Regions from separate parts of the Homo sapiens genome. Here region 1 is linked to region 2. Evidence: read pairs that join two places in POLR2A ChIA-PET (ENCODE). Cell type or tissue: OCI-LY7. All regions are shown on one strand. Each heading gives the region's core, and the rest is flanking DNA. Links, peaks and the distances in the headings are about the cores only. Region 1 has its middle 21 kb from the start of SSTR1. Region 2 has its middle 80 kb from the start of SSTR1.

The links. ChIA-PET counts read pairs that join two places held together with the same protein. Peaks named below come from ENCODE experiments on the same cell type or tissue, not always from the same donor. Only the 100,000 strongest peaks of a DNase experiment are listed, where the experiment ranks them.
Region 1: POLR2A ChIA-PET joins it to region 2 with 6 read pairs; 2 of 35 experiments call an interaction of 5 or more read pairs at or near these places.

Annotation. Positions count from the first base shown.
Region 1 is chr14:38,184,030-38,189,412 of GRCh38, forward strand. No RefSeq gene overlaps it. Among named protein-coding and RNA genes, the nearest start is that of SSTR1, 21 kb to the right of the region's middle. In OCI-LY7, for the core only: no CTCF peak of the experiment used is centred there; no DNase peak of the experiment used is centred there.
Region 2 is chr14:38,125,229-38,130,611 of GRCh38, forward strand. No RefSeq gene overlaps it. Among named protein-coding and RNA genes, the nearest start is that of SSTR1, 80 kb to the right of the region's middle. In OCI-LY7, for the core only: no CTCF peak of the experiment used is centred there; DNase peaks (open chromatin) are centred at 313, 1,753, 2,333 and 2,743; H3K4me3 peaks cover 4,698 bases; H3K27ac peaks cover 5,000 bases.

The DNA.
Region 1 (5,383 bases), core at 317-5,316, 59 kb after region 2:
CACCAAGACACCTATGAGTTTCCTGGCTGGCAATACTCAGCATATCACCAGACATCAATCCTGGGAAAGTAATGCCATTCATGATTCAATAGGTGAAGGACAACTAGAAGCTCTGGGTTTGGCACTTTCCTAGACTTTGCCCTGGGTACTTCTTTTCTTGGCTAATTTTAATCTGTATTCTTTTGCTAGAATACAAACTAGAGTAACAAACAATGACTGTGATTATACAGCTTTTAGTAAGTTCTATGTACACTTCTAGTGAATTATTGAAACTGAGTGTGTTTGGGGGAACTCCCCAAACTTGCATTTGGTTTCAGAAGTGAGAATGGTCTTGTGGACTGTGCTCCCTCATACATCACATCACCTGTATCTTCAATGTCTTCTAACTATGACTTAATCCTGGCTTTTTCCTAAAAACACTTCTTCCCTGGGAGCCCTCTCAAATAGTGACTGTTTCTTTCCCACATTCCTCAGGCCTCTGGATGCAGAGGTGGGTTAAGTGTTCTCCATTTTCCTCATTTCCATTCTGGACCATTCTCTTAGCTGTTTTAAGAAAATCTTCCATTTCTAATCTCATGCTATCACTTTCCACCACCCACTACCTTTCATTGTTGCAATCATCTGCGTCCCCAAGCTTTAGATCACCTTCACTCCTCAAAGTTACCACCTGGCCTGGTAACTAATTGCCTTACCTGTCTCATGGATATGTAACTTTTGTTAGAAAAGTGCCATCCTGAAGAAAAGCCCAGAACTCAATCTGTACCAATCTAGACCCCTATCCAATCCAGGATCCCTCTGTCCTGAGCTGATCCTTCTATAGCCCTAAAGCCTATTTTCTCTAATAATATTTTTATGGAATTCTTTAAGGTTACTTGACTGCATAACACACCAAAGTTTCAGTTTTATTCCCTGCATTATTTTTGGCTTCTTAATCAGTTTGTGGGATATACCAGGGTCATAGGACCTCTCCTGGGAAAACTTTTGTGATCCATTCATTTTGATGGTTATATTTTAACATAGTTTCAAATTAAACCCTGCTATGTGCACAGAGAGGTGCTTGTTGCTTGGAATTCAAAGATAGAAAGACATCATTCCTATCCTCAGTTAGATCACTGTCCAATTGGGGGGATGGAACAGAAACTTAAGTATGTGTTGGAGCACAATATGATACAAACTAGACGAAGGCTTTGAAGGCACAAAGGACGAAGTATTGATGGAACCTTTCATTGATGTCTGGCAGTGGAACAGACAAAATCCTGCAAGAAGTCACTAAGAAAAATGGAGGAAAGATAAGTGTGTGACCTTCAGCTTTAACACAATATTTAGTCCCACTAATTGGAGCACAGCCAGAGGAGAGGAACCTGAAAGTGAAGGAAATAAATGAAATCATGTTAGCCAAAGGAAATGGAGCCTTAAGTCTGAGAAGAAGAAGACATGGATGGACATGATAGCTGGATTCAAGTGTGAGAATTGGTATCATTCAAGAAGACAAATGTAGTTCTTAGTAGCCTCAGATTGCAGCATTCAGAAGTTATCAAAAGTACTGGATTCAAGTCAGCTGTAGAATTTTCCTCTCAAGTAGAGTACCTAAAATGCAATGTCTGCTTCAGGAGGTAATGAGTCCTTTGTCACTAGAGAGGCTCAGGGAGAGTTTGGACACATATTTCCAGGGATGTTGTAGAGAAGATAAAATAATCATTTGGTGACAGGACTAAATGGTTTAAAACAGCTCTCTTTCTAAGGTTCTATACTTCTGTGCCTCTCCTGGTTCCCTGTCATCTGGCAAAGCCTAGAAAATAAATGAGCGTGAGAAATACTGCCTTTCCAGAGGTGACACACTTGGTTTGTTTGGCCTTTCCTGTTTATCTTTCCTCTGTGACATTTCTTCTCTAATCTACACAGAGCATATGCAATCAGTGAATTTAAGATGTAGAGTTATTTTAGTACAGTGGAAGAAAATGTCAGCATAAGTAAGATAGAGTAGGTAGATTTTAAGCTCATAGTCTAACATTATTTAATTAGCATGGCAAGAATTTAAAGAATTAAACAGCCTCTTGCAGACTCTCCCTTCTCACCCTCCCCTATTCACTTGGTACATTTTCTGTATTGCCAGTTCTGAGTGTGGACAACAGAATACACTCTGGCTAGTCTAAGGAGAAAGTGGATTTTTAAAAAATGGCATAAGCAGGTATTTTATATAAAATAGAGAAAAATGCAATTTTTTTAAAAAACAAACAAAACAAAAAACCTCACCCTCATCACAAGGATGCAATATGTTTCCATAATGTTCTTACTTGTATTAGTTTTCTATGACTGCTATAAAAAAAAAAATACCACAAGCAACATGGTTAAAAACCACAGAAATTTCTTCGTTCACAGTCTGGAAGCCAGAAGTCTGAGCTCAAGGTGTTTCAGGGCCATTCTCTTTCTGAAGGCTTCTTTGCCTCTTCCAGCCTCTGCTGGGTGGCTCCTGGTAGCCCTTGATTTGTGACAGTGTAATTCCAATCTCTGCCCCTATCTTCACATGGTCTTCTGGGCTGCATGTCTCCCTGTGTCCTCTCCTTTTCCTCTGAGTATACTAGTCATTGGACTTAGAGTCCTCCCTAAATTCTGGTGGATTTTGTCTTGAGATCCTTAGCTAATTAAATCTCCAACGACCATATTTTCAAATAAGGTCACATTCTGAGGTTCTGGATATACATGAATTTCTGGGGGACAGTGTTCATCCCATTCCCCTTGTCATAACTGAAATGTGGCTCCATGCTGAGGACCCTGCATCTCTCTCAAGCACATCTCATTCTTTCAGGGCTCCTCCAGCTGCTACTCTTACCTCTTTATTCCTCCATCTTTATGGGAAAACACATCCTCTTTTAAGATTTTTATCCTCGATATCTCATCTTCTCCTCTTCCTCATATGATAAAAGACAAAGACTTCCAGACTAGATTTAAAATACCAATGACAAAATTCACTACATGTTATTTATGACAGGGTGGTGGTTTCATACTGTGTCAATTTAATAAGCCGGGACACTTTCTGTATGTTCTCAGGCTAAAGTGTGTGGAAGTGAAGTAGCAGCCATTATTTTCTGAAGATTCTGGAGGCTAGACACAGGGAGAAATGAGGCAAGAGCTGTCCCTACACATTTCTACCAGCTCCCCTTACATTCCCACTCTGGCAGCTGGATAGGCTATTTTAGGAGGCCTGCTTTTTAACTTTTCTCTGAACCTCCAGCTTCCTCTTTCTGACCTGGATATTCTCAGCTTCTCCCACAATTGTGTAAGGTATTATTCCTGCAATAAATTTTTTGTCCATTGTATTTATAAAGGTTCTATTTCTCTAACTAAACCCTGACTAATAGAAATAGACAACATTTCCCACTAGAATGTAAATTCCATAAGGCAGATTTTTTTTTTTGGGTCTTTTTCATTCACTGCTTTGATCCTAGAACACTGTCTGATATATACTAAATAATCAATATTAATTGAATAAATTAATAGTTAATAAGAAGCAGATTTGAGAAGAATATGGTGATGCCGTCTTCAAAATGTTGAACTGGGGTTAATTTACATCATCTAAGTGTAGGCATCCTGTATGCAGCTGGTACTCAGGAGAGGCCTGGGACAGGAACATGAGTCATCAGCCTAAAGGTAGAGCCGCACCTATGATAATGCATGAGATTTCACCTGGAGAGGGGCCAAAGTGAGGGTTGACCTCTGGGGCATTAACACTGAGGGGTAAGAGGAAAATTAGGTAAGAGAATGTCAAGGAAACAACAGTAGATAAGATCATTAAGAAGGAGAGAGAGAGTGTATCAACATTTAAAATGATAATTAAAAGTAGATAATATAAGTTCTGAAATGCTTTCACTGTATGTGGCAACAAAGGGAACAGAATGCCCTTAGCAGGAGTAGTTTTATGATTAAAAACTGAGATAGTAAGTGTTAACCGATCTTTCCAGACAATTGGCCCTGAATGGCAAGAAGGAAATATGGTGGTAAATAAAGAACACATAGGATCAATAAAGAGTTTTTTAAAAAGATGAAAAGGAAAACATTGAAAAAGTCATACACACACACACACTTGTGTGTGTTAGTATGTAATTGTACATTGCACCTAATGAAACCTAGACAAGTGAACTGAAATCTGGCATTTACTAGCTGTGAGATCTTGGTCAAGTTAACAACAACAACAACAACAATAAATCTTTCTATAATCGTTTCTTTGTCTGCCAAATGGGTATAGTAGTGGTTCTGCATCATATTCTTTTAAAAAGTAAAGAAGATGATATAAAGTTCTCACTATTGTGCCAAATAGATAAGATCAGTAACTGAAAACTCATGAGTTACTTGCTGTTGCTAAGAAGAGAGAATGAGTGGAAAGGGAAAGTCAGGCCATCGCAGCAGCTCACGCCTGTATTCCTAGCACTTTGGGAGGCTGAGGCAGGCAGATCACTAGAGGTCAGGAGTTTGACACCAGCCTGGCAAACATGGTGAAACACTGTTTCTACTAAAAATTAAAAAATTTAGCTGGGCATAGTGGCGCACACCTGTAATCCCAGCTACTTGGGAGGCTGAGGTAGGAGAATCACTTGTACCCAGGAGGCAGAGTTTGCATTGAGCCAAGATGGTGCCACTGCACTCCAGCCTGGGTGACAGAGTGAGAGTCTGTCTTAAAAAAAAAAAAAAAAAAATAGAAAATAGGAAAAAAAAAAAAAAAAAAGGAAAGGGAAAGTCAATTGCAGAGAAAGTAAAAGGAAGGGCCTTTGGGAACAAAGTCCCCTGAGAAGTTTGGAAGTTAACAGATTCAAGGCAAAGTATGAGACAATTCACCTTAAAAAGGAATAGTTTTCTATAAAGATGAGAGGGAAGATGGGAAAGAGTTAGGATCCTAAAAAATTTAAGGAGTACAGGGAATCAAAATGAGGAAATTTCTGCTTCATCAATGAACTCTATTTTTTCTGCGAAGCAAGATCAGATGCCTGACCACTGTGAGTTAAGGAAAGAGCTGGAATGAAGTAGGGTACTTGAAAAGAGTAGCACTCATTTGAAGGAGCAGTTGTGGGGAATAAAGATAACTGTGTAGGGACAGATCAAAGGCTGGTCAGACAAGGTCGTGGACCCAATTTAAGATGAGGAACAATGACTTGCAGGAGCAGCAATCCCATGCAGTTGTGGACTTTCTCTAGCTGCCATTCAGCAGCTTGGGTTTACAAATGGAGAATGTGGTGGTGGATTGGTTTGTTATGGGGATTTTGCTGCACAAGGAAGTGAGGAAGCTGAGGGCACTAGCAAGAAAGTATCCGAAGCCATGAATCCTAGGCATAGTCAGCAGAGGGAATGCTGAAGTCATGAAGGGGCTGAGGTTTGAGAATCCTGGGGCCAG
Region 2 (5,383 bases), core at 91-5,090:
GGTGGCATGAAAAGAACTTCCACAAGTCTCCACTTCCTTATCCACTTCCTAAGATTATCTTGCCACTGAATCCCATTAACAACTGGGATATCTTACCAACATAAACTTTTGGAGCTTTTTTTGCTCTATTTAGAGATTGTTTGTGTTTCTTTGTAGGTTATATGAATGTTGGGCTGAAGAGAACAGGTAGCTTAAAAATTATGTTCTCTAAACCTTCACCACCAAGCTGAAAAGGAAATGAATGTCAAGATCAGCTGCATAGGATAATAAATTTGATTAGCAGAAAACGCTCATGGTTGAGAACACTGGGACAGGAAGCAGCAATATACTGTGACTGGTGAGGCAAAGCTGAATGTCAGCGCTTAATTGCAAGGCAGGAGGCCATTATCCATTGGCAGCAATTCCCCCGGTGACTTTGTTTGTTTTATAACAAATTATTAAAGCGGTGGGAGAGCAGCATGCTAGGTAGCAACAGGCTGCCTCTGACAGGAGCTGTCTCCTGCTTCCGGGTACTGCAGCTTCATGGCGCCAGCCTTTGCAGGCTGTGGAGCCTGAGTGAGATGCAGAACATGTAAGGGGCCTACGCCCAGTGTTTGGCACCTCTAGGATTCTACTCACAGACGTCTGGACGTCTGAGGATAGGGCTTGGACTGACAGGTTTATTACTTTGCCAGCAACTAGCTGTGAGATCCGGTGCAAATTCAGCTGACTGAACCTACTGAACAGCCATGAGAATGAGCCTCGAAGACCTCCTCCCTCAGGGAGAGTGATTCAATCAAGGTCCCAGCTACTGAAATCTATCACCCAGATACTGAAGCAGACCTATTCCTGGGAGACAAGGAACATTTGGTCTGCAACCTTGGTTCAAGGACTCCTTGGTCTACTGTTCTTAGCTCAAGGACTCCCTGGCAACATTGCAGAACCTTCCTTAGAGTACAGAATATTAGAGGGTATATTTTCTTTCTCCTCTTTATCCAGGAGCAAACTTGACTGTGGTCTGATGGCTTTCCAACTCCCTTCCTATTTCCTTTAACACAGGCATCTTCCCTAACAAGATTCTTGCAGTTTTAATCCCAACTAGATGTCTGTTTCTTGAAACATTCAGACTTACACAGCTCATTTTTCTCATTTATAAAATAGGAAATATTCCTTCATGCTTTCCTTGCAGAGGCATTATAAAGATTAAATGCGACAATGTATGAGGGATGCCTAAAACAATGCCTGGAAAATAGCAGGTGATGATAAAATAGCAGCTTTTCCCTATTGTTGTTCTATTGCACTACATGAGGGTTGAGCCACAGCCCAGAAATTGATCAGAACCTGTGTTCCCAGAAGGTGTAAGAGCTGAGGCAATGCAGAGGGCATGTTTTCCCATCTACCTCATGGGGTATGACATATCTAGAAGTTTAATATATAGCTAACACATTTCTAGTATTCTGGGAAGTTTGGGGTTTTTTTCAGGGTTATATAGAAATATCTAAGATCAAAATCTCTTTTTTGTGAAAGATGAAGAAGGGACGAATTCTCTGGTTCTTTGAACCCTTGAATTCCAGTGAAAACATCACCCCTCCTGATGATACTTGGATTTAAAGTCATATTTCTACTTGCCAAATGACACATTGTATTTTCCCTGTCAATGCAATCAGTAAGCAAGTGGAGAAAATGGAAGGAGGGGGCTTTTCTATGCGTGAACTGAGTGCATGGCAGTGTAATCCACCATCCAAGTGATTATTCTACTAGCAAGTAATGCAGAACAGCCACTCACAGCCTGGCACGGGGGTGGGAATCTTGTTTTTATCAAATTTACTCCGGACACCTGGGAGCTGTAGAAATCTGTATTTGGTTAAGGAAATGTAATCAAACTTAAAGGTGTGAGTTACCTCTGAAGCACAAATATATGATGAATATGTATCCAGGGACTACATTTTCCCATGCAAACAGACATTTTCAAAATGCCAACTGGCAATAAAAGGAATCAGGTGATAGTGACCAGCAGCATTAACATGAAAACAGGTATCAGGAACATTTTCAAAGTCATCTCTTCCTAGCAATTCTGAAGGAGAATGGATTTTCAAAAGGCCAGCTAAAGCTTCAGCGTAGTTATTCTCTTCAGTCTAAGCTAAAGGCTTTCTTCATTAATGTCTACTCTATATCCTCCTCCTTCAGCCATTCAGCTTTTCTTTACCTCAAGCTTACTGCTTCACAGACAGAATTTTCACTAGACAGTCCAAGTGTTTTTCAGATCTTTTTGGCTTTTGACTTTGGGCCAATCTCCATCTCTGTTTCTGCATGCACCTGCCCAGCAGGATGTTAAAATAGATGCTCTCAGCGCCCAGGTGGAGATGAGCTCTTTGCATAACTGTCCTAGAGCCAGATGGTCGGATGACTTAGCACTCAGTCTAAATGTGTCAGAGACTTTAAACCCAGTTATACATCTATTAGGAAGAGATTCACAGATGCTGTTTCTTTATATTAATTTTTCTACTAATTTGGCAGTTCCAAGTGGAACCTAACTATAATTTTTCAAAGGCAAGAGCTTTGGGTCACTGGTATGGAATGCTAGGGATCACAGGAGCCCTGGAAGGGAATTTGGTCCAGTTCCTGTGCTTAAAAGCAAGGTGAAGCTCAGAGCTGCCTGATTTCCTCACTGGTCATTTTCGTTGTCCTAGAATCTCATCTGCCAAGTTGCACAACTTCAGGGAGGACTTTCCACAAAGCTGTGTAATGCAGCCTGCCTTAGCACAACATGGAATCGAAGAATGTTAGAGCTGCCAGGGAGCTAACATCTGTTGGCCAAACCTGCCCAGTGCTCGGAAGTGGAAACCAATGGCCAATGAAGTAGGTGACTTACCCATATCTCACAGCTAGTTAAGAAGAATCCCTGAAGTGTTACAGGCTTGAAAAGGTGTTGCCAAGAATAAAGCCCATTGCTCCCAAGTATGGTAATCATGGTTCACCAGGCTGTCTTCCTATTGTCTTGCTTCAGAGAAATTAATTTTAGAGTCATTTTGGATCAATATTTAACTTAACCAATACTTAATTTAATGATATTTAATTTGATAATAATTCAGTCAATACTTAATTTTTGATTTTAAATATGGTAATATTTTACTTTGAGGAGGAGCAAAATATCTATGTTATTTTCCTCTCTTTTTTGTAGAATTTCTCATGGCAAAGATTTGTAATTAATTTATAGGCTAGAAAGAAGTATGATCCTCCTATGAGGAACACCTTTGTATTGCAAAGGTGACTGTTCACTGGGGAAGACATGCCCTTTAGTAAATTTTCACAACAAGAAACATTTCCCCTGGCTTTAAAACTTTCAGGTACAGTACCACTTGACACACAGAGTGGGGATTAGCTGGATTCGCTGGATTTAGCAATTCATTTTGTGTCTCAGGGCAGTTATCTGACTGTATCCTTGGAACTAGAGGACTCAAGAATATATTTCTAATAGTTTCTGGAAGCTCTGAAAATGTTTCATAATGTATATATGGGTGGATATATAGACATACTTAGCTAACACTTACTGAGTACTTTACTATGTACAAGACACTGACCTAATCACTTTACATTGTTTACTTCACCCTGGGAAGACAGGTATTATTATACCCACTTTATAGATGAAAAAACTGAGGCCTGTGAGAAGTTAAGTGACTAAGTTAAGGTTGCTTAGCTAGCTAGTGGCAGAACTGGGCTGCTGAGTTCTAAACCCATGTATTCAACCTAAATGATATACTGTGGGCCCTACCCTAAAGCCTAGAACTGTGGTGCAAAGTGAGAACTTTACATCCCTGTTTTCCCACTCAAATGTTGCCTTTTCCAAAACCACCTGGCCTACCCCGCCCCCCATCCTGTACCCAGGCTCCACAAGCTGAGAAGCAGCAGAGAAGGACAGAAGAGAATAAGCTGCCGAATGTCAGAGAGAAGCAGCAGCCAGATGTCAGAGAGAAGCAGCTTGACTTCAGAGGGATGGCTTGGTGGCAGGACCCCAGAGAAGAGTTTGGCTGGTCTATTAGTCTGTTTTCACACTGCTGATAAAGACATACTTGAGACCAGATAATTTATAAAGAAAAAGAGTTTTAATGGACTCACAGTTCCACATGGCTGAGGAGTCTCACAACCATGGAGGAAGGCAAAAGGCACGTCTTACATTGTGAAACAAGACAGAATAAGAACCAAGAGAAAGGGGTTGCCCCTTATAAAACCATTAGCTCTCGTGAGACTTATTCACTACTATGAGAACAGAATGGGTGAAACTGCCCCCATGATTCAATCATCTCCCACCAGGTCCCTCCCACAACTCATGGGAATTATGGGAGTTACAATTCAAAGTGAGATTTGGGTGAGGACACAGCTGCTGGGGATGGCCGAACTTCAGGGAAAGACCACCTTCCCCTCCATCCCCTTTCCAGCTCTCCATCCCTCTGAAAGCCACTTTCATTGGCAATAAAATCCCCCATATCTGTCATCTTCAATTCATTCATGTGACCTGATTCTTCCTGGATGCTGAACAAGAGCTTGGGATACAGAGGGCTGTCACACTGAGCTGTTTAACACTTAAGATGTTGGTGGATGGCAAAGCTAAAAGAGCACTGTAACACATGACCTCTGGGGCTCCCGGAGTCATGAGTACCCCTTCTAGACACAGCCGTGGGGCCACACAGAATTCTGCTCCTGCTGCCGCCCGGAAGCACTCATCTGGCTCCTGCACCCACTCACCTGCATCCTCCCCCTCCCACGAGGTGTTAAGAGCTGTGGGATGAGTAAAGGAGGCCTGTGAAGGATTTCCTGTTTCAGTCTTACATTCAGGTCTGAGTTCTCAGAGGAATCTTTCTAACACCTAAATTGTTAAAAGTTATGTAACCTTCCACCAAGAAAGCAAATTCTCCCATTTTGATGCCTATTGTGTGCAGGCTCTGAAAACTGTCAGAGGAGAAGATAAGAATTCAGTCCTTGCCCATAGTCAATGGCTTTAGTGTTTCTTCCATCTATTTTCCAGGAACAAAGGATATCTATGAGAAATTAATTGTCAAATCTATCAAACATTAAAAGAAGAACTAATACTAATCCTTCTCAAACTATTCCAAAAAATTGAAGAAGAGAGAATATTTCCAAACTCATTTTATGATGTTAACATTAACTTGATACCAGAACCAGACAAGGATACTAAAGAGAAGAAAATTATAGGCCAATACCCCCGATGAGCATAGTTGTAAAAATTCTCAACAAAATACTAGCAAACCAAATTCAGTAGTAAATTAATGTATCATACATCCAGAGCCAGATGTAGAAAATCATAGGCCAATATCCCTGATGAACATAGATGCAAAAATTCTCAACAAAATATTAGCAAACCAAATTCAATGGCACATTAAACGGA